4 separate regions of the Homo sapiens genome follow, and all the other regions are linked to region 2. A link is a loop called in an ENCODE intact Hi-C map of the cell type or tissue named here. Cell type or tissue: PC-3. All regions are shown on one strand. Each heading gives the region's core, and the rest is flanking DNA. Links, peaks and the distances in the headings are about the cores only. Region 1 overlaps CAV2-DT (CAV2 divergent transcript). Region 2 has its middle 62 kb from the start of TES. Region 3 overlaps COMETT (cytosolic oncogenic antisense to MET transcript). Region 4 overlaps CAV2-DT (CAV2 divergent transcript).

Region 1 (5,347 bases), core at 159-5,158, 150 kb before region 2:
ACAGAATCTGTGGATTGGTCAAGATAAAAAAGACAGTACAAGTACATAGTATAATATTAGAAATAAGAAAATGAACACAACTAAAGGTAGAGGGAAGGTTTTAGAAAGAGAAAATAATAGCAAATACAACTTTGTACTATTTTATCTGTAACTTGTATAAACTGTGTAGGCAAAAATAAATAATCTAATTGAGTACATCTTGTTGTTCAAATAATGTTTGCCTAGGGCCACTGGTGACCATCTTTCTGGACACCTGGAGGAATCTTCTTATTTGCAGTAGAAGAGAATAATGCTGCACCCAAAGAGAAGCAAAGCTAAGAGATATTGTTGAAATAGAGATGACAGGAGAGAGAAACAGAGAAAGAGTGAGCCCTGGCCAGAACCACTCTGTTTGGTTCTCCGGTATGGTTCTTGGAGTTGTATTAGAGAACACAAACTAAAGAACATAGCAAAAAAATGGCTTCTGGAAACTCTCATGCTTGATGTCTAGAAGAATACCTTTATAGAAGAATATAATACAATAAAAGGTATTAAGTCCCCACATGACAAATGGCCAATGCATTCTTTCAAGGAAATAGTGCATCATGCCCATATCTTGTTTCCTACATTTCATTTATTTGTTTCTGAAACATCTCGGACAAGACAAATATTCTGCAAATGTTCATGAGAGTACTTATTTCTGGAATTGTACTTTTTTTCTTCAACTATTAAACTCCTTAAAGTAGGGAATTAATGCCTATACACCGAAATAGAAAAGTGATTAACTTTAATGGAACCACATGTTGCTAAGGATGGAAATAGATTTGATTGACTTTGGGCTTTAACAAAGGAATTTTAGTCATAGTCTTCAGCATTCTCTTTTTTTTTAAACCATGACCCAGGAAAAATCTTCCCAAGGACTGTATTTCATCATACAGAACAGAAAATGGTTAATGCAGGTGCACGAAAGTAATTTTCAAATCTATTTATAAATGAAACATGGATATGTGTGGTGCTTTGCAGAGGGAGAAGAACAAGAACTTCTAAAAAACCTATATATAGTCTCTGTCTTAAATAGGTACCTTTTAGGCAGTAGTTTCTCATCACTGTTTGACTTAGAAGTTTTGTGAGAAATGTCGTATCCAATTTCAACATAACATTGGAAAAAGACTTATTTTAAGTCTGATCCTTTGGTTCAGGTGCTGCCAGGAAAACAATTTAATATGAAAAGACCCTCCTTCATATGTCTGAAAAACAAGCACAAGAAAGAAGCCCGAAAAAAAAATCAGATTACATTAAAAATCATTAGGAAGTAACTCTAATTTGGGGGGGGGTTCAAACCAGGTTTCTTTTACATAGAATTTATACAGGAAAAAAAATCACCATCATACTGATCGTATATGTAAAACTAAGGCTTCTATTCTCCCCCATCATTTCATTAGCTACACGAGTTTGAATAATGGATTAAATATGAAGATCTCAAAAGAGAAAAGTATCTAAAATTGAGTTTAAATCAAAATTAAACATCCAAATTGACACCTCAAGTCCAACAGGTCCAGCTGACCCTAGGGAGATGAGACAGCAAGTGTAGGGGATTCAGTCATGAAGAAGGAACAGCATTGGAGATAGTCTTGAGGACAGTTCATCCTAAATGCTGCCGTTTCTATGCCAGAAGACTCCTTACCTTTCTTTTTCTTTTATTCCTATGGATGATTCTTTCTTTTTCTGAGGGCTCCACTCTTAAATATTTGTTCTTTTGGTCCTAGATATTTTTTTCTTATCTATGACTTGGCTTCATTTATCAGGTCCAAATGTTGACCTCTGCCGTGGATGGCAACTTCATGCCACATTTTCAGTGTAGTGCCCCATCTGTATTTATTTACTTTATAATAGAGTGTTGGCAATCTCCTGGAATGCTGTTTTCAACTTATCTTTATGATTATACTCCTGAGATAATACAACTCACAGCTACACTGAGTCCATTAAAGTTATGGTGACATTGGCTTTAAGCCCAGCTAGAAAAAAAAAAAAATATGCCTTGACTTCCAGTGAGTGGAATTTCTGAGTCACACATCCTCGCCCTAGTGTCATATGCAGATGCATCCTCAGAAGACCTGAGCAATTCTGAAGAGGTATTTCCATGTCTTAGTCAAGGATCTCCAAAACAATTAGCTAATTATTTAATTTATTCAAAACATGTTTTTTATCTTCATGTGGTGTCATAAAATTTTCATTCCAGGAGACCTTGCTTGATATATTTATTACATAATTTTCTAATGAAGACAAAAGGTCCATAAGGGACTATGATCCAGGATTTTCATTTCTTTTCCCTGAGGAGCCAGGTACTAACTCTTGATCATAATTTGAGAAAAGCAAGGTTATTCTACACACTTCTCACACACCGTTGGTGGAAATGTACAATAATCACTTTGGAAAATAACTTGGCAGCTTGTAAATCGTTGACCATAGACTTGCTATATGATCCAGTCATTCTATTCCTAGATATACCACATATTCAGACCAAAACTTACAGCTGCTCTACTTTAAAAGTCAAAACCTGGAAACAACCCACATATTCATCAACTGGTGGATGGATAAAACAAACTGTGACATATTCCCACAATGAAATACTATACAACAATAAAAGTGAACCATTGATACATACTGCAACACAGATGAATCTTAAATATTTATGCTGAGTGAAAGAAGCCAGAAGGAAAAGAGTATATACTACATGATGTCATTCATATAAACATCTGTGACATGAAACCTAATATGCAGTCTCAGAAAGCCGATCAGTAGTTCCTGGGGAAGGGGTGGGGAGTGGGACATAAATATAACAAAGATAAAGGAAAACTTTAGGAAGTATAGAAATGTCTATTATTTTGAGTAGGTAATGTTTTCACAGAGTAAACATGTCAAAAATTTCCAAACTTTATACTTTAAGTATGTATAATTTATTGTATATCAGTACTATCTTAATAAAGCTGTAAAACAAAACTTTGTTCCTAATGAATGGTTACCTCAAAAATGCCAGACTAAATTCCATAAATGAGAGTACAGACCTATTTTCTCTATATGCAAACTTGCAATCCCTTAATTGATGTAGAAAGACAGTATTTGTTGAGAATATAGTCTTTGCTCACAATTCTTTTTTTAAAAAGTGAAAGAGTCTCTTAAAGTGCACTGAGCTTGGTACATTAGTCACTTTCATATAAAATTATAAGTAAAGGTCTTTTCCACGTGGGTTGTGTGGGGAGGGAGTCAGGATGAGAGAATGTGCCTTCTGCTCGTTTTTTTTTTGTTGTTGTTGTTGTTTCTCATTTTTCAAAAGGCAATTTAGACAGATTTGACATTTTCTTAAAAGACAGCAGATATATTGAAGTGGCTACAAATGGGGGGTTTAGGCTGGGCATGGCGGCTCATGCCTGTAATCCCAGCACTTTGGGAGGCCTAGGTGGATGGATCACCTGAGGTCAGGAGTTCAAGACCAGCCTGGCCAATATGGCAAAACCCCGTCTCTACTAAAAATACAAAAATTAGCCGGCCATGATGGTGTGCACCTGCAATCCCAGCTACTCAGGAGGTTGAGGAAGGAGAATCGCTTGAACCTAGAAGGCGGAGGTTGCAGAGTGAAGATCGTGACACTGCACTCCAGCCTGGGTGACAGAGTGAGACTCTCTCTCAAAAAAAAAAAAAAAAAAAAAGGCTGGGCACAGTGGCTCACACCTGTAATCCCAACACTTTGGGAGGCAGAGTCGAGTGGATCACAAGGTCAGGTGTTCGAGACCAGCCTGAGCAACATGGTGAAACCCCGCTTCTACTAAAAATACAAAAATTAGCCAGGCATGGTGGCGTGTATGACTGTAGTACCAGCTACTTGGGATGCTGAGGCAGGAGCATCACTTGAACCCAGGAGGCAGAGGTTGCAGTGAGCCGAGATCTCACCACTGCATTCCAGCCTGGGCGACAGAGTGAGACTCTGTCTCAAAAAAAAAAAAAAAAAAAAAGAGTGTGGGTTTTAGAGTTAGCCTCTTCTAGCTCAGATCCAGCTCTGCTCACCTTTGGTCAGTGAATTAATCTCTCTAAGCTTTAATTTCCCCATCTTAGAGATGCGGATAATAGAAAAACATATCTCATAAAGTTGTTTTACTGACCAAATAAGATAATGCATAAGAAACCTTTAGCATAGTGCCAGGCATAACACACAAAATGTCAACTATTATGCAAAATCCTTGACAAGTTCCCAACTATTATGCAAAATCCTTGACTAAGTTTCCCTGTGGGGAAAACTAGAACTGAGCAGCCTGAAATGGTAGGGGGCAAAGAAGGAGGCTAGTGGAGACCACTATAAAATTATACTTTGGCACATTTCCTTTGTTTGGAGAAATAACACTACACTGCTGGTGTAAACCAGAGAAATAAACATGGAGGGAAGCTGTGATGCAAAAAATAATAAAGGGACTTAGCTAACACTCTGTGCAAATACATAAACAATCTGAGAAAAAGACATTGGAAATACCATTCTCTGTGCCACCAGAGTACTACTTTCAACTGAAGTGCACTTTTTTGGGGGCGGTGGGGAGTAGTTTGTATTTTGATAATAGATGCAGTTGGTGGAGAGAAAAGGGGATGCATAAGGTGCTTAACTCCTGTCTAGTCCCTGGTTCTACTAACTGCCCATCCAATGACAGACCGAGTAGGATCTGATAGAAAAGGGAGCAGCCAGTTTCACGGGCCGGTGTGTAGTCAATGCCTGAATTCTTTCTGCATTTATGTTGTTTCTTTCCATTTCCTGTGCTCAGCTACCTTTGATTGCTTGATATGCTACCCACACACTCTTGAGTTAAACTTCTTGTATTAATACACAAGTGTTTTCTTCATGAAGCTGTGTCTCATGAAAACTTTAAAAGGTGAGGCTGGATTCCTTGCATTTCTTTTGTCTACACCCTGATTTCTTTGGCACAGCAACAGCTCTTAGGTTTTGGACATTAAAACATATGCTAATAATCATTGATTGAACTAATCTAGCACATATACCAAAAGGTAGCTGATTTCTCTGTGATGGAATGCTAATGAATAAATATGGGAAATGTCTACCACCTTCAATCCTCTTATTAAATATGTTTTGATGGTTATACTTACGGTCATAGTCATTGTTATCGATTGACAGTTACTCTCATTGTCATAGGGAAAGCTCAACTGATAGTTTTCTTTGTTTGATTTTTCAATTCTTCCTCTTCACTCTACCCCCATTTCAAATTTACATTGTTTAATAATTAAGTTGATTTAGTTTGAGATTTTATTTTGGAAAATTTCATGACACCTCTCTAGATCCTTTGCTCTTTAGGTGTCATTTTGGGTAACA
Region 2 (5,347 bases), core at 90-5,089:
GGTTCTTTGACCTTTCTTTGTTTTTTATAACTTTTTTTTTTTTTTTTTTTTTACAGAACAGCCCATTGATTTTATAGAATGATTTTCAAGACTAGTTTCAGCTTATGCATTGTTGTCAGGGATGTAACATAAGTAATGTAGTGTTCTTCTCAGTGCATCACATCAGAAGGCTCACAATGTCTGTCTCATTACGAATTATGTTACCTTTGATCACTTGATTAAGTAATATATTGACATTTTCCCCTCATTCACTTCTTCACTCGCCATGAACACCTGGATGTTTAGTTATGAAATTCTACCAATTCAGATATTCTCCTTCATTCCCATGGGCTTTGCCCAGACACTAGTTTCCCAACTATATCTCACGTACAAACCCTTCTTCCATATTCTTGCCAAAGTTAGGTTTTTAAAATACAAATTTGGCCATGAATTTTCCACATCTTTATTAATTAAGACTTTCTGTTTTACTCGATTCCTTATAGTAGCATTTCCAAACTCTCTTATATGGAACACTAACTTTTCAAAATATCCGTGCAGCTAAAGGGATATTTGGTGAACTAAGTATGGGGAATTTTATCTTTATTAACATATCTTGCAGAACCATATACATTAGCACATTGAAGACTGTGAGAAGTTTTACAGAAAAAAAATTGAGCATTTCCCACACTTTCTTGAAAAAGAAAAATTTGTTTGCTAGTCCCCATAAATAATCCAATAAATAAGTGGTCTATGGAGTTAATATTTTATAAAACACCTTTGGGAAAATGTCACTGAGTATAGTCATACTCTTCAGCTAGCCTTACAGTGATACTCATACCCCACTTCCCTTCTTCACCAACCCAAAGTCCATTAGTCTTCCTGCCAATAACCCTCTTATCATCGGTCAGAACTGTTACTTCTCCCTGATGCTCATGTCTTCTTACTGCATAATGCCTTCTGTCTACAAGACTGTGGTGAAACTATGTTTGGAATGCCCTTTGCTATCCCAATTCCCACCCTTCTCCTCCTGGGTCACTTATTATCTTATTAAGACCCAGTTCAAAGGTTGCCCTCCTCCCCCAAGTCTTCTCTGCTCTCTTCTTCTCCCTTTTTGTGTCCCTCTATTGAGGGCTTATCACATTGCATATGATGGTCCTAGTCTGTTAGAGCTGCTGTAATAAAATACCATAAACTGAGTGGCTTATAGGCAACAGAAATTTATTTCTCCTAGTTCTAGAATCTGGAAAGTCCAAGATCAAGGCTCTGGCAGATTCACTACCTGGTGAGGGCCCACTTCCTCATAGTCATCTTCTCACTCTAGCCTCACAGGGTGGAAGGGGCAAAGGATTTCTCTCAGACTTCCTTTATGAGGGCGCTAATGCTATCCATGAGGGTTCCCCCATCCTCCACCATGACCTAATCACTTCCCAAAGGCCCACCTTTTAATAACCATCACCTTAGGGGTGAGGATTTTGGCATACGAATTTTGAGGGGACACAAACATTCAGTTTGTGTTTGACAGTTACTTGTTTGCATGTCTGCCTCTGTCCTCACTTGGTGAGCTTCTTATATGCCTTGTAAATATCACGGTATTTGGTAAGCTCTGAGTGTTGACTATTGAATAACTGAGTAAACACAGACTTGACATTTTCTACATACTGATTTAATCTGGTGGATTTGTTAACATCGGCTATACCTGGTGACCATATCAGATTGTTGGTACTGAAGGAATTTTTGTATCAAGCCCAAATTACAAGTAACCAAATAGAAATTTTTATTTTTCAATCCCCTTTTCTCATGCAACTCACCTGTATTTAGAAATGTGTGTTACAAATTATAAGAAGGAAATAACTTGATTATTTTATTTGAATATTAGTCAAAAGCAGCAGGTAACAGACATATTTCCATTTCATTTACTTTATAAGATTCATTAATTAAGAAGATATGATTATTTTATTGCTTAGTAAACAGAGCAAACTTTCTGGCATATATGTATTTTATATTTCTGAAGCATAACTAATTCTCTAATTTGGAAGAATATGTGAGTTTGATACATCTAGCTTATAGTATAATTCTAAATTTCTAGCCACAAATTTTCCAGTTTTTCCGTTCATTCAGTATGTCGTCACTAATCTTTTTTTCATTTCAGATATTTGGGTATCTAATGATATTTAAAAAGAAAAAAATATAATATTTGGTTAGTACAGTGTGTCTAGTTTTTTTGAAATTATATTTAGACCTTGATAGTCTTAATTTATTTTTCTAGATAAATGCATGTTACTGCATTTAATAGTAAGAAAACCCATTTTCCTGAACTTACTGTAAACAGGTGAATATATGGTGATAAACAGTGTTCTTGCATCATCTATGACTTTTGTAAACACACTTTGTCTTGTAATATTCTTTACCTTCTTTCAGTTAAAGATGTGATCTGTCAGATGCTTACATTTGTTAAACAACATTGACAAAAGCCTTAGCCTGTGACACTTGTGCATTGTCAACTTCATTTTCCCACTTTCCTTCGCCATGGGACTAGCTACTTCATTGCCATAACAGGAAAGCAGGATCATCTAAAAAAGCCAAGCTGTGGACTCTTTCCTCATCAGAGACCTCAGAGCCTGAATGAGTGCAATTTAGTTTCTGTCCCTTTGGAGACAGTTGTAGGGGAGTAAGCTTTCCGTAGCAGGAGAGACATGGTGATTTTTTCCCTATTGCACTCCAATTTTTCAAGAATGTGTTTGAAATCAGATGTCGAACTAAACTCTAAGTTTAGTTTTATTTCAAATACATTCCATACAGATTGTAGCACAGGATAGGGTATATTACTCAGCCTCCCTCCACACTGTGACTCATAAGGAAACCCCTTTTACCAGCTGCCAACAAATGAAGAGCTTGGGTTACCAGAGTTTGAGCAAGCACAGATGCAGAATGATCTGGAGCTGGGCAGGGACAGAGTGTGCATTCCAGGTTGGCAAAAGTGCACAGTTTACAATTGCAAGGCAAGGTTGGTGCTTGAGAACAGTCAAGGAGGCTGATAGATGCTTAGTAAATCAGGCTAAGAATGCATGATTTTCTCCCCCCGCATACTCCTAATGTGTTTTCAAAGCGGAGATATTAATTGTAAATTTTCCAAAGTGCTTTCTTTGTTGTTAATGGGTAAGCCATTTAAATATCTCTACAGCTGCATAGTTCTGATCCAACCCCCAAATCACAGCTAAACTTCTAATGCTGCAGTATGTGGTGGCTTGAATCAGCATTACCATACAAGGCAGCTTTGAATTCCTCGCAGTAACCTTTTATTACTGTTTTTAAGTTTCCCAAGCACTGCCAAATGTCTTGAACTTTGTGGAATGATTATAAACTTTATAAATATAAACCTTTGGTTCCCCTTTGAAATTCTGCTAAAGAAGGCCAAAATTATATTAACAGTGCATATATTTCAAAATCAAAGACCTGTAATACCATTTTGATTATTCACTCTTGGAAAAAAAATTGTTGGGATCATTGGACAATTGATAAAGGGGCATTGCAACAGCTGTGCTGACTTTCAGGAAAAAAAAATGATACAACCCAGAAACAATGTTTGGGCTGAAAAGCGGGCCTGCATGTCTGGTTGTTTGCAGATGCCTGGGATATTTAGAAAGCTGCCCCTTTAAAATCTCCAAAACATTTTGTTAGAAACACTTCGTAATGGAAGTATGTTGCCCTTGGCACCTCGGCAGAGCAATTCTTGCTTTCATTTCAAAATATGAGAAATTTCTTTAGAAACAGAAAGGGTTTTGTCTTTTGCAAGCTGACATGATGCATGGCCCAGAATCAATCCGATGTGGAGCAACTCCTTAAGGAGAGAAGAGCTTTCTCAAAGAACAGGCTACAGCTTTTGGAAGCTGCAAAGGCACATGGAAGAAATCTCTGTGAAAGGGCAAGCAAGCAAAAGAAAACTATTTCTATGTGGTGCTGACATCGTGACCTGACATAGTTCATATGAAAGGGAAGAAGATATACATTCAGTATTAAGTATGTCATGGTGAACACAAATTCACACTTTAGGCCTTGATTGTCAGGGTGTGAATTCCAGGTCTTTTACTTCTTAGCTTGGTGGCTTTCCAAATTACATAATCATAATAATTCTACTGCCCTCAGTTATTCTATCTGTAAAATGATAAAGTACCTACCTCGAAGGGTCGTTGTGAGGATTAACTGAGTTTGTATGTATAAAGTAGATATAACATTGACTAGAGCCACTTTTTGAAATAATGCTAAGAAAATTTTAAATAGAACAGAGTAAGAATAAACTTTATCTTTAAAAGTTTTCCAGTAAATTTACTCTCATATGATAATACTTGCCCTAACACACACACACACTCGCTTGCTCTCACACATGCACACTGCTCACACACGCTCACACACACTTGCACACACACTCGATCACACACACACAACTCACTCGCTCACACATGCATGCAAGAGATGATAAAGAGGTCATTCTAATGTTTTTTCCTCTCCTATTTGTAAAATCTATAAGTACTTTGGAAAAGGTTCTATAATTATCCTGCAAAGTTCTTCTGGATGGGAATAAGTCATAGAAATTCCATTTCATTTTATAAGTTAAGAATCAAGAACCCATCTCAGCCTTCGATGAGAATACTGAATCTTCCCTCTGAGGTGCCACCCTTTAAGGCAGGGGCTTCACCTGCCATGTTTGCCATCTTATGCCAGCCATTGGAATGGGCAGAAGGGAGTGCTTAATAAAGATTGAGTGGTGATGATAATTCATAATAGTGTTTCATAGTTCATTACCTTACGGATTTTGCAAAACAGCATATGGTATTTCCCAGTAGAGGCAAATGCTGAGTGCTGTGCCATTTGGTGAAAAAAGGAGCATGACATGGAAAACCAATTCAAAATGAAAGCACCTCATGTTGCTGCGGACCTATGCTGTCTTCCAGCTCCTCTCTTCCTTGCTCCCATTTCACACCCATCCTCAGAACTTTGTTTGGACCAAGGGAAAAGAGAGAAAATGTGTGTGGGATAAAAAAGAATGTACTATATGACTTTGTCAAGCAGAGCTGCCAGTACTCTTATCTCCTTCCTTACAATTCTCTCTTACAAACACATAAATTATTCAAAGGTATCTTACCTAAATTTTATCAGTTGCAATTAAATAGAAGTAATTTATTTAAAAATTTGACAAAAAAGTAATAAATCAGGTAAGTCACTAATTACGAATACTATTGCATACCATCTTTCTTTGGAAAATTGTACATATTCACAAACTTCAGGGCTAAGCACTAGATTTTCTCGCTACTATTGCATTTATCACAATGGATTGCCAGTTTGTTTAAATACCTCTCTCGTTTATGAGATA
Region 3 (5,347 bases), core at 144-5,143, 300 kb before region 2:
TTAAGATCTAAGTTGGTATAAAGTATGTATTTATTTCACCAAGTCAATCAAAGGTTTTCAAATTTTCTTTGTGATAGAACTGCTTAGTCAAACAAAATGTTATGCTGAAAATTAACATGAAAAGAAATTAAAACAGAACTTGTGTGTTTGAGGGAAAGTGGTAGACACCATTTCACAGACCTCTGTCCCTAATCCACCTCTGTTATCTTAGGGGAGCTGGTCAATACCTCGGGATTCAATAAGGTACAGTTTTAAAGCCACTGTATTAAACTGTACAATTGATTGTCAATAATTTTTATTTTACAAAAAGTTATTTTCTCAACAGAAAAAGAGCAAAATATTAATTTCATCTTGGAGTTGCCTTTGTAGGGGCTTCACTGAGCTTCCATGAAGACAAAGACCTTTGTCTTGCTTATCTTTTTAATCCCTGTGATACCAAATAGTTGCTCCATAAATGCCTGTTGAAGCAGTAACATGAACAATTATTAACAGAAACTTAGACTAGAGAATACATTATTTGCATGGCTTTTAATCATTCACTCTTCTTTTTTTCCCATTGATGACACACAATGCTATTGTAATACTGTCAAATGGTGTCACACGCGCTTTCTCCCAAGCACATAGTGAGTTTCTCTATAAGAATAGCTTTGAAGCTAATAGTCGTGGGTATTAAACTCATTGGGCAACCTGGAGTTGGTTATTTAACCATTCTAAACTTCTATTTCTTGATCTCTAAAACAGAGCAATAGTATCTACTTGACCTAGATAATAATACATAGCACATAGGGCTGTTGTCAGTAATATTTGCAAAATGCTTAGCACATTCTCTTGTATGTGGTATGTGCTCAATAAATAAAGGCTATTATTATTTAGCAGGCAATATGAAAGGCAACGAGACAAACAACACAATCACTGTAAAAATGCAAAGTCACTCTGAAGCCAATTTATATTAATCAAAGTGCATATTGTGCTATGTACTTTACTGAGTGCTTACTTGTGTCATACAGTCAACAGAACTTTCTGTCTCAGAGTTGGCAGGTAATTAAATCTCACCTTTTCCAAGAGGTTGTGCAATGTGATGGGGAATTTAAGAAACATCCTCTCAAAAAGACGTTGACTGTTGCCTGGGATAGTTATTATCTCATTAATGGTTGGCATTATATTAATACAACTGAAGGAGAGGAGTAGGTTTCTTTCTTGGCCATTTGTAGAGTGGCTCAAACTGGCAGCTGTTGCTTTTTTAAAAAAATGACTGCATTTTTCTCGTTGCAAATACCCCACCTTTTATGCCAGTTTCCACATGCTTTTCAGTTGTGTTGTTAAAGTACTAGGCAAGTGTATAGTTTTATCTTTTTGACACGCAAATTACTCAACTTTCTATGGAATCAAATCTCTCATTCTAGTTGATTTTATTCACTTTCTCCCTGTCTAACTCTTCCCACTCCTCTCTCATCACAATAAAAAAATCCCTACTTCCTTACTTGCAACTTTCTTTTTTTTTTTTTCTTTTCTAGCTCTGTGGAAGTTTGAGTGACTCATTGCAGAGAGGAATTGATGAAGTCAACAGCTGCTGGAAAAACTTCTTTTTCCTTAATAGCTGTATCAACATGTGGTTGCTATTATTCAAGTAAGAAAAATATGTATATCAAACATCCATGGTAGTCCTTGCTAAAATTTTCATTAGAGAGACTCATGTTTTGACATTAAAAAAAGTTCAAATGGGTACCTTAGAGGATGTTTTGTTGGAGAACAAAATCATGGAGAAATAAAGTCTAAAAAGAAAAATAAATGGCAAGCATGTTGTTAATAATGCTGTAATTTATTTCAGAGTGGGTTGGGTGATTTTCTTCATGGCATTATTAGTGGCACTGCAGAAATTTGGCACCTCATGCATTCATAGTCTCCAGGATGGTCTGACCATTCATCCAACAAATATTAATTGCTCTCATGGTAAAATCTCTGCCTCATGGAGTTTAAATCCTAAAAGTGGTGAAAAACTAAACACTGTGAACAGTTAATTACTCAATATGGTATGTACTGTGAAGGAAGTAGGCAAGAAGCTAAGATAGAGATTAAGATAAAAGGACTTGCTTCACTTAGGGAAGACATGGGAGACCTCTCTGAGGGTTGACATTGAGGCTGAGACCTAAAGAATGAGAAGGAGGTAGCAAAGTAGAGAGAATGGTGTAAGATCATCTTGGTCAGAAGGAGCAGCTGTGCAAAGTCCTCTGACTTTGAGAGGGACCATAGCATGTTCTTGGGACTGAAGGAACATCAGTGTGTCTAGAGCACAGATCATGAGGAGGTTGTGGTATGCAATTAGATTGGAGAGATAGGCAGGAGCTGAATCAGATAACTTTGTAGGCCTTGGTAAAGAGATGTGATTTTATGAATGCATTTTACTGAATGCAGTGAGAAAATACTAGAGGATTTTAAGTTCTGTGTGTGTGTATGTGTGTGTACCTCTGTGAAAATATGTGTTGCTGTAGAGCAAAGTGGCCAAATGAGTTGGGTGGGGTTAAGGGTGGAAACAGGTAGACTGCCTAAAGTAGACCAGGATTTAAATTATGGCTGCTCATACTGAGGTTGTGGCAGTGGAATCGAGGCAGGGGTGCAAAAGCAAGATATATTTTGAAGAAGGAACTGATAGAATCTGGTAATGAATTGGCTATAGGTCTTGAGGAAAAGAAAAGTCTCTGGGGACTCATAGGTTTTAAGCTTGGGTAGCTATGTGGATGATTGAACAATTAAAAATGATGTAGAATATTTGGCAGGGTGGAGGAAGCATGAGTAATACAGTTTTTATCTATGAGACAGCCACGGAAGATGAGAGAATCTGGAGAGAACATGCACAGAGAGACAAGAAGAGGGCTTAGGATGGAGCCTTGGGCTATTTCTTCATTTATGGGTTGGGTAGAGGACATCTGAGGAGTAAACGATCTCAAAAGCAGAATAACAAACTGGATGACGAACACCCCTGGGAGCAGATATATTAGAACAAAAGGACCAATAATTTATATCTTCTTAAATAAACATCCTAATTGAGAAAAAGAAATGTATTAGCAACATGAACCAAGACAAGAAATTCCCCCCACAAAAAAAAGCCATGTAAAATATCAGGATAAAAATGTAGACTTGAAGGAACCTAATAGGTGGGATAAATAGTGACATAGCTACAGCTAAAGAATGATGGAGTTGAAAGACCAGATGGAAGAATGCTTCTAGAATGATAGAAAATGTAAAAGTTCATAGCCAGAGATAATAGAAGTACCAGGTTTTAGATACTTAGAGTCCCTGAAGGAAAAATTATAAAAATTAAAAGAGGAAAATATTTAAAGAAATGTGAAGAACATTTTCAAAAGAAAGAACAGCTACAGATTGAAATGGTCTTTAGAGAACCACTTCATGGGAAATATATATTAAAAATATTAAGTAAATATATATTTTAAAAATTCACACACAGGTCCATTATATTGAGATTTAAGAATATCATAGGCAAAGAGAAAATGATAAATGACACAAATGACATCGGAGTTTTCAATAAATGCAGAATTCCAGAGGCAATGGAGTAATTTTTAAAAAATACTTAAGAAAATAAATTTGAAGGTAGAATTTTACAATTAATAAATTTGTATTTCAAACATGTGATGACAATAAAAATATTCTCAGGCATACAAGTCCTTTTTACCATAAAAAGGACTACCATTGAAAAGATATTTTAACATAAGTGCTCCAAAAGAGAAAGAGAAGAAAAAATATCAAGAAAAAAAAGAACTATATCCAAAATACCACAGAATTAAAGCTCTATATGGTGTCAATATGATTGGCAACCCTGGTGGGGGGAAGACCAAAAGTAATGAACATATACTAAAAATCTTGTCTAGTTAGAGGGTGTATATACACAAACATATATATATATATATATATAATATACTGTATATATATTAATTACTTTAAATAAGAAAGTATTAAAAAGAAACAAAAAATAGAATACTTGCAATAAAATGTAAGAAAATAGAAGAAAAGAAAAATGTATCAACAATCACCATGAATATAAATAGACCCAATGTGCCAGTTAAAGAATAGACCATCAGATTGGATAAAAAACAAAATCCAACCCTGTGCTGTTTATAAAAGACTCTCATAAAGCATAAGAACATGGAAACCTTATAGGCATACAGTCTAAGAGATACCATTCACATGACAGTCTCTCTAAATGGCATTACCTAGAGCTGGGTAGTGTACTGCTGATATTGCTAGTGCATGACAGCCCTCAGAGTAAAAGATTGGACCTAAATACATCAGGAAGATGTTTATCTTTTATTTTATTTTATTTTATTTTTTTGAGATGGAGTCTTGTGATCTCGGCTCACTGCAACCTCTGCCTCCCGGGTTCAAGCGATTCTCTTGCCTCAGCTTCCCCAGTAGCTGGGATTACAGGTGCCCACCACCATGTCTGGCTAATTTTTTTAGTTTTAGTAGAGACAGGGTTTTACCATGTTGTCCAGGCTGGTCTCGAACTCCTGACCTCAGGTGATCCACCTGCCTCGACCTCCCAAAGTGCTGGGATTACAGGCGTGAGCACCGCGCCCAGCCAGGAAAGTGCTTAAGTAAGCAGGTATGACTGTGTAAGTTTTTAGCAAAATAAACTTTATGACAAAACAATAATTAAAGATAGGAAGACTCACTACCTAACCATAAAAGGTATGTAGAACCAACATATCTGTAAGATAGAATATTTCTAAACAGGTATGCACTGAATAGAGTAGCTTGAAATGTATATAAAGCAAACAATTATAAATCCATTAGGAGGGACCGATAGTCTAGTCTTCTCATTTAAGAAACGGACTAGACAAAAAAGTCATTAAAATATTGAAAATCTGAACAACAAAACATAAGGCTGATATAATAGACATATATTGAATTCTGCATCTAAAAATTAGAGGATGCTTATTCCTCTGAAGCATACATTAAATATTTATAAAAATTTATCATGGACCTGACCATAAAATGTCTTAATACATTTCAAAAACAAGTATATTTAGATCATATTTTATCCAAAAATAGAGCTAGAAATTAAAACGAAAACTAATTTAAGAAATTTTATATATTTGGCAATTAAAAAACGTAACATTTGTCAAAAGTCATTGAACTGTAGTTAGGATATATGTATTTCACTTTAATGTTAATTATGCCTCAATATTAAGTCAATTGCTTGTCTAAAGACAGTCAACAATTAGCAAATATGTACTAAAATAGTCACTAGGCATAATAATTATCATACTTAGAATAAATAAATCATAAAACATGAAAAAACTCTACATAGAACATTATGAAACTTTACTGA
Region 4 (5,347 bases), core at 99-5,098, 160 kb before region 2:
TAATAAACTACAATGTAAAATGGTCTGCAGCATGGCTTACTACTCTAGATTTAATTTTTAATTCCATTCTGAGTCCATATGTAACTTAATGTGATTGAAAATTTTTCTGAAAAATGACTAGGACGTATTGCAGAATGTCGGCTAATTAGCCCATTGCAATCTCAGTTATCTGTTTCACTAAAATCGCGTATGCCACGTTTAATCCTGATCTCAAAGTTAACTCCAATAGACATTAATTCATCTGTTCATTTATTTAATAAGCCCTGAATTATTGAGGGCCAAGCACTTGGGGATAGAGAGGTGATTATTTGTCAGTCTTTGTTGTATTTGAATTCTCCATGGGTTCTTAGGATTCCTTTCTTTCTTTTTTCTTTCCAACTTTAATTTTACATTCAAGGGTTACATGTGCAAGTTTGTTACATGGGTAAATTGCATGTCAAAGAGGTTTGGTGTACAGATAGTTTTGTCACCCAGGTAATCAGCATAATACCTGATTGGTAGTTTTTTCAATCTTCACCCTCCTTCCACCCTCCACCCTCAAACAGACCCCAGTGTCTATTATTCCCTTCTTTGTGTCCATGTGTACTTAATGTGTAGCTCCCACTTATAAGTGAGATCATGAGGTATTTGGTTTTCTGTTTCCATATTAATTCACATAGGATAATGACCTCCAGCTCCATCCATATTGCTGCAAAGACCATGATCTCATGTATTTTATAGCTACGTAGTATTCCACAGTATGTATGTATATATATATATATATATATGTGTATATATATATATATGTGTGTGTGTGTATATATATGTGTGTGTGTGTGTGTGTGTGTGTGTGTGTGTGTATCACATTTTCTTTATCCAGTCCACTGTTGATGGGCATCTTGGTTGATTTAATGTCTTTGCTCTTGTGAATAGTGTTGTGATGGATGTACAAGTGCATGTGTCTTTTTGGTAGCAAAATTTATTTTCCTCTGGGTATATACCCAGTAGTGGGATTGCTGGGTTGAATGGTAATTCTGTTTTAAATTCTCTGAGAAATCTCCAAATGCTTTCCACAGTGGCTAAACGTATTTACATTCCCACCAGCAGTGTATAAGCATTCTCTTTTCTCCACAATCTTGGCAGCATCTGTTATTTTTTGACTTTTTAATAATAGCCATTCTGACTGGTGTGAGATAGTATCTCATTGTGGTTTTGATTTGCATTTCCCTAATAATTGGTTATATTGAGCATTTTTTTATACGCTTGTTGGCCGTGTCTGTGTCTTTTGAGAAGTGCCTGTTCTTCGTTGCCCACTTGTCAATGGGGTTGTTAGGTTTTTGGTTGTTGACTTGAGTTTCTTATAGATTCGGGATATTAGACCTTTGTCAGGTGCATAGTTCACAAATATTTTCTCCCATTTTCTAGGGTATCTATTTACTCTGTTGATAGTTTATTTTGCTGTGCAGAAACTGTTTAGTTTAATTAGGTCCCAGTAGTCAATTTTTGTTTTTGTTGCAATTATTTTGGAGCCTTTTTCATGAAATCTTAGCCTGGGTCAATATCCAGAATGGTATTTCTAGGGTTTTTATAGTTTTAGGTTTTACATTTAAGGAGTCCTTTCCACATTTCTTGTTTTTGTCAGCTTTTTTGAGAATCAGATGGTTGTATGTGTGAGGCTTTATTTCTGGGTTATCTAACCTGCTCCATTGGTCTATGTGTTTTTGAACCAGTACCATGCTGTTTTAGTTACTATATCCCTGTAGTATAGTTTGAAGTTTGGTAGTGTGATGCCTCCAGTTTTTTTCTTTTTACTTAGGATTGCTTTGGCTATTCAGGCTCTTTTTTGGTTCCAAATGAATATTAGAATGTTTCCTTCTAATTCTGTAAACAATGTCACTGGTAGTTTAATAGGAATAGCATTGAATCTATAAATTGCTTTGGGCATTTTAATGATTTTGATTCTTCCTATTCACAATAGTCACAAAAAGAATAAAATATCTAGAAATACAGCTAACAGGGAGGTTAAAGATCTCTACAATAAGAATTACAAAACATTACTGGCCAGGCACGATGGCTTGCACCTGTAATCCCAACACTTTAGGAGGCCAAGGCGGGCAGATTGCCTGAGGTCAGGAGTTTGAAACCAGCCTGGCCAACATGGTGAAACTCCATCTCTACCAAAAAATACAAAAATTAGCAGGATGTGGTGGCACATGCCTGTAATTCCAGCTACTCGGGAGGCTGAAGCAGCAGAATTGCTTGAACCTGGGAGGTGGAGGTTGCAGTGAGCTGAGATCGTGCCACTGCACTGCAGCCTGGGTGACAGAGTGAGACTCCAATTGAAAAAAAAAGAAAAAGAAAAAAAGAAAAAATTATTGAAAAAAATCAGAGATGACAAAATGAATGGAAAACATTCCATGCTTATGAATAGAATTTCTTTCCTGAGAGTTTTTCTCCTAATTCTGCCCCTCCCTCCCTAAACTGAGACTTCTTACTTCCTGCCGACAGAGCAAATTTTATAAAACTCAAATTCAATTATATGGTATTTCTGCTTACATAACTTTAATAACTTCCTGATACCTACAGGAAAATATTCAAAATTCTTAGAATGTCTTAAAAATGCTTTCACAAGATGGTCTTGTCTTAAACTTCCCAACCACATCTTGGGACACTTCACACATACACTCCTGAACTTGCCATACTGAACTTCTTTCTCCCTGTGTGGTAAACAGGATTTTTTGTTTTAATGTCATGCCTTTGTACATTCTGATCCTTATTTCTGGGATATCCTCTTCTACTCTTCTCCACCTACCTAAATCCTATTCATGCCTCAAGAACCAGCTCATACATTAGTCACTCTGTGGCTACTTCTGTAAGACTGTTAGGCAGAGTTATTAATACTTGTCTTTATTATATTCCCATAAAATTTTATGTGACTCTATTTCTGTACTTAACACATTGGCTTGTAATTTTTTACATGCCTCTTTCATGAAGAAAGAGATGCGATTTGTCTTTGTAATACCTCAGCCTAGGCACATGGTACCCAACGAATACTTTCTGAGTTATCATTTATCAATGCACCAATCTGAAACAATACATTGACCACTGAGCATTTTCTTTTATTGTTTCAAACAAAAAGTTACTGAGTGCTTTCTCTGGGCCAGGTACCGAGTTAGTATGGCATAGAGGCTTTGCTGTATTTGAAATAATTCAGGTGTTTGTTGGAAAGTTTGATGTTTATTTTGGCTTTGGTGACCTTCTATGGCATATCAAAGTGAGAACTGTCATTGCCAGAAGTTGATTGTGTGCTATTATTTTTCTTCCTGTACATAGAAATTTCTTGATAAGGCAAATGTGATTTGATATCCTTCCAATATCACCATTAAGATGATGGCAGTCCAGTACTGAAATATTTGACATTGCCCTCTTTTTTCTCAGGTAATTTCACGCCTCTCATGCAGTTAAATATAACAAACAAATAAAACAAAGTGATGTTTTAAAAGTTCATTGAAGCACAAGCTCTGGGATCCTAACTTCTAATTCTAAATCCATCAAGGCATGCTGCCTTTGTTCATGAATATTCTTATTTTAAATATGCACAAAACATGAAAAACTTATGTCATTTCCCCATCATGAAAATAATACATTATTAACACCACAGTGAAAAATTGTCAGGTGATATTTCAGAATTGATTCAATTATTTCCAGTTACTATGGAAGGTATTAATCTTCCTTCTAATTAATAATTTTAGAAGCAGAATTGGACCTTCTTTTTAAATTTCCAAGCAGTGCTTTGTTGCGAATGGCTTTCTCACAAAGAAGGGTTTTGATTTTTCCTTCTGTATAGTTACTTGTTCTTTGCCTCAAGGATGAATATATTTCATCAAAGCATAGAGAAATGCTATTCTTACCAAATGATTATTCCATCAAATAAAATTAGGACAACACATACTATGCATTTAGAGAAATTGGGTTTTTGAAACAACCCAAAGCTAGGTTAATGCTGGATAGTCATTTCACAAATAATGTAATATTGCTGTAAGCATTAGCAGGTCTAAGCAGGGTGGTCTGAATTTTGATGTTAAGAAGACAGAATTTATCTTCCACATCTTCAGTGAATAAACATGAAGTCCAGTACATGTTGAGTTTTGTGTTTCTTAGTTTTGAACATTAGAGAACTAGGGTGTGACATTTTGTGGTCTCTCTTTCAAGTCCTGAGGAATGTAGTTTTGCAGTACAAAGTGGAGAATTAGGCAATGAAAAACAGAATGCAACAGACATAATTGTTTTAATATGTCACTGCCAACTGTCATTGGCCCTAGTGGGAGGACTCAGATGGCACCCCTGTCTCTAAGGATTGGCTGGGGATCTTCACATTTCATCCATCATTTCATCACAGATCATCTCAGCCTCTCCTGAACTGTGACCAACTGGCTTACTCAAGGGACTGGATCTGCTGTCCCGACATGATGGCAAGCTGCAGCACATCATGCAGATTAAAGTTCAGCCTGCCTCAGACTCAGGATAAAAACACATTTGGGACAGTCTCGCTCAGCCTCATTGCAGAGACAAGAAATGTATGGTAAGATGGCATACGGAGTATTAATTTGTTCAAAATGCTAACTGATGTGAACTTACCATTTTCCTGTTGAACTGCCACCATCTCCCTCATGGGTAGTGGGGAAGGGAGCCCCTGCTGCTGAGGAGGAGTCCACTGGTGAGAACAAGGAGCCGTATTCTTAGCTTCCTCAGTCAAAAGACATCTTGGTACGAGACCATAACGATTTGATGTAGGCCCACTGCCAAAGAGAATATGTGTGTCTTTCTGCACTTGCTCTTTAGCAAAAGGCCAAGAAGCAGTAAGTTTCTCTTTGTGAATTTCATACTGGATAAAATGATTTCATAGGAATGGAGAGCTTAGAAAATAAGTAAGTTAGAAGCATTGTAGGGACCACGTGTTATGCCACTCCCTCACATTGGGAGTCTGGAGTGTGTGTGTGTGTGTGTGTGTGTGTGAGTAGGACATGATACAACTAACTTTAAGTGGGAGTATGCGAATCAGTCATCTCATGTCCTGCCACTCATCTTGAATCTTGGAAGTTAGGAGGCTCATATGACACAGGGACAGTGGAATGGGAGAATCCACATCTGAGAGAAGTGGCAGTTTGGCCAAGAGGTCTTGGGACTGGGAAAGTAGTAAGCAGAGAAGTGAGTGCACTGTGTCAGCAGTGGGTTAGGATTGGCACTGCTGCAATCCAGGTGGGTGGCAAAAGAGAACCCAGCCACTTCCAATTGCCCTGTGAGGGTATCATATGCTTCACACATGCCATCTAGCTCCACACGAGTCAAGTGACATCATTAAAAGGAT

Evidence for each region. Hi-C counts contacts between places; a loop is a spot of excess contacts. Peaks named below come from ENCODE experiments on the same cell type or tissue, not always from the same donor. Only the 100,000 strongest peaks of a DNase experiment are listed, where the experiment ranks them.
Region 1: it touches region 2 in a loop (2.8-fold over the local background); 14 of 110 quality-filtered maps call a loop at or near these places.
Region 3: a loop joins it to region 2, with 2.5 times the contacts of the local background. A loop is called at or near these places in 23 of 110 quality-filtered maps.
Region 4: it touches region 2 in a loop (2.7-fold over the local background); 20 of 110 quality-filtered maps call a loop at or near these places.

The regions. Positions count from the first base shown.
Region 1 is chr7:116,423,201-116,428,547 of GRCh38, reverse strand. The region is part of intron 1 of CAV2-DT (CAV2 divergent transcript); the gene reads left to right. Among named protein-coding and RNA genes, the nearest start is that of CAV2-DT, 74 kb to the left of the region's middle. In PC-3, for the core only: no CTCF peak of the experiment used is centred there; a DNase peak (open chromatin) is centred at 2,037; H3K27ac peaks cover 1,921 bases.
Region 2 is chr7:116,269,699-116,275,045 of GRCh38, reverse strand. No RefSeq gene overlaps it. Among named protein-coding and RNA genes, the nearest start is that of TES, 62 kb to the right of the region's middle. In PC-3, for the core only: no CTCF peak of the experiment used is centred there; DNase peaks (open chromatin) are centred at 1,585 and 2,875; H3K4me3 peaks cover 1,777 bases; H3K27ac peaks cover 4,567 bases.
Region 3 is chr7:116,567,398-116,572,744 of GRCh38, reverse strand. It overlaps COMETT (cytosolic oncogenic antisense to MET transcript), which reads left to right. Exons shown (of 5, transcript NR_165033.1): 4 at 1,515-1,627. Among named protein-coding and RNA genes, the nearest start is that of CAV1, 45 kb to the right of the region's middle. In PC-3, for the core only: no CTCF peak of the experiment used is centred there; DNase peaks (open chromatin) are centred at 1,544 and 2,834; H3K27ac peaks cover 3,149 bases.
Region 4 is chr7:116,432,390-116,437,736 of GRCh38, reverse strand. All of the region lies in intron 1 of CAV2-DT (CAV2 divergent transcript), which reads left to right. Among named protein-coding and RNA genes, the nearest start is that of CAV2-DT, 64 kb to the left of the region's middle. In PC-3, for the core only: no CTCF peak of the experiment used is centred there; a DNase peak (open chromatin) is centred at 2,766; H3K4me3 peaks cover 376 bases; H3K27ac peaks cover 2,159 bases.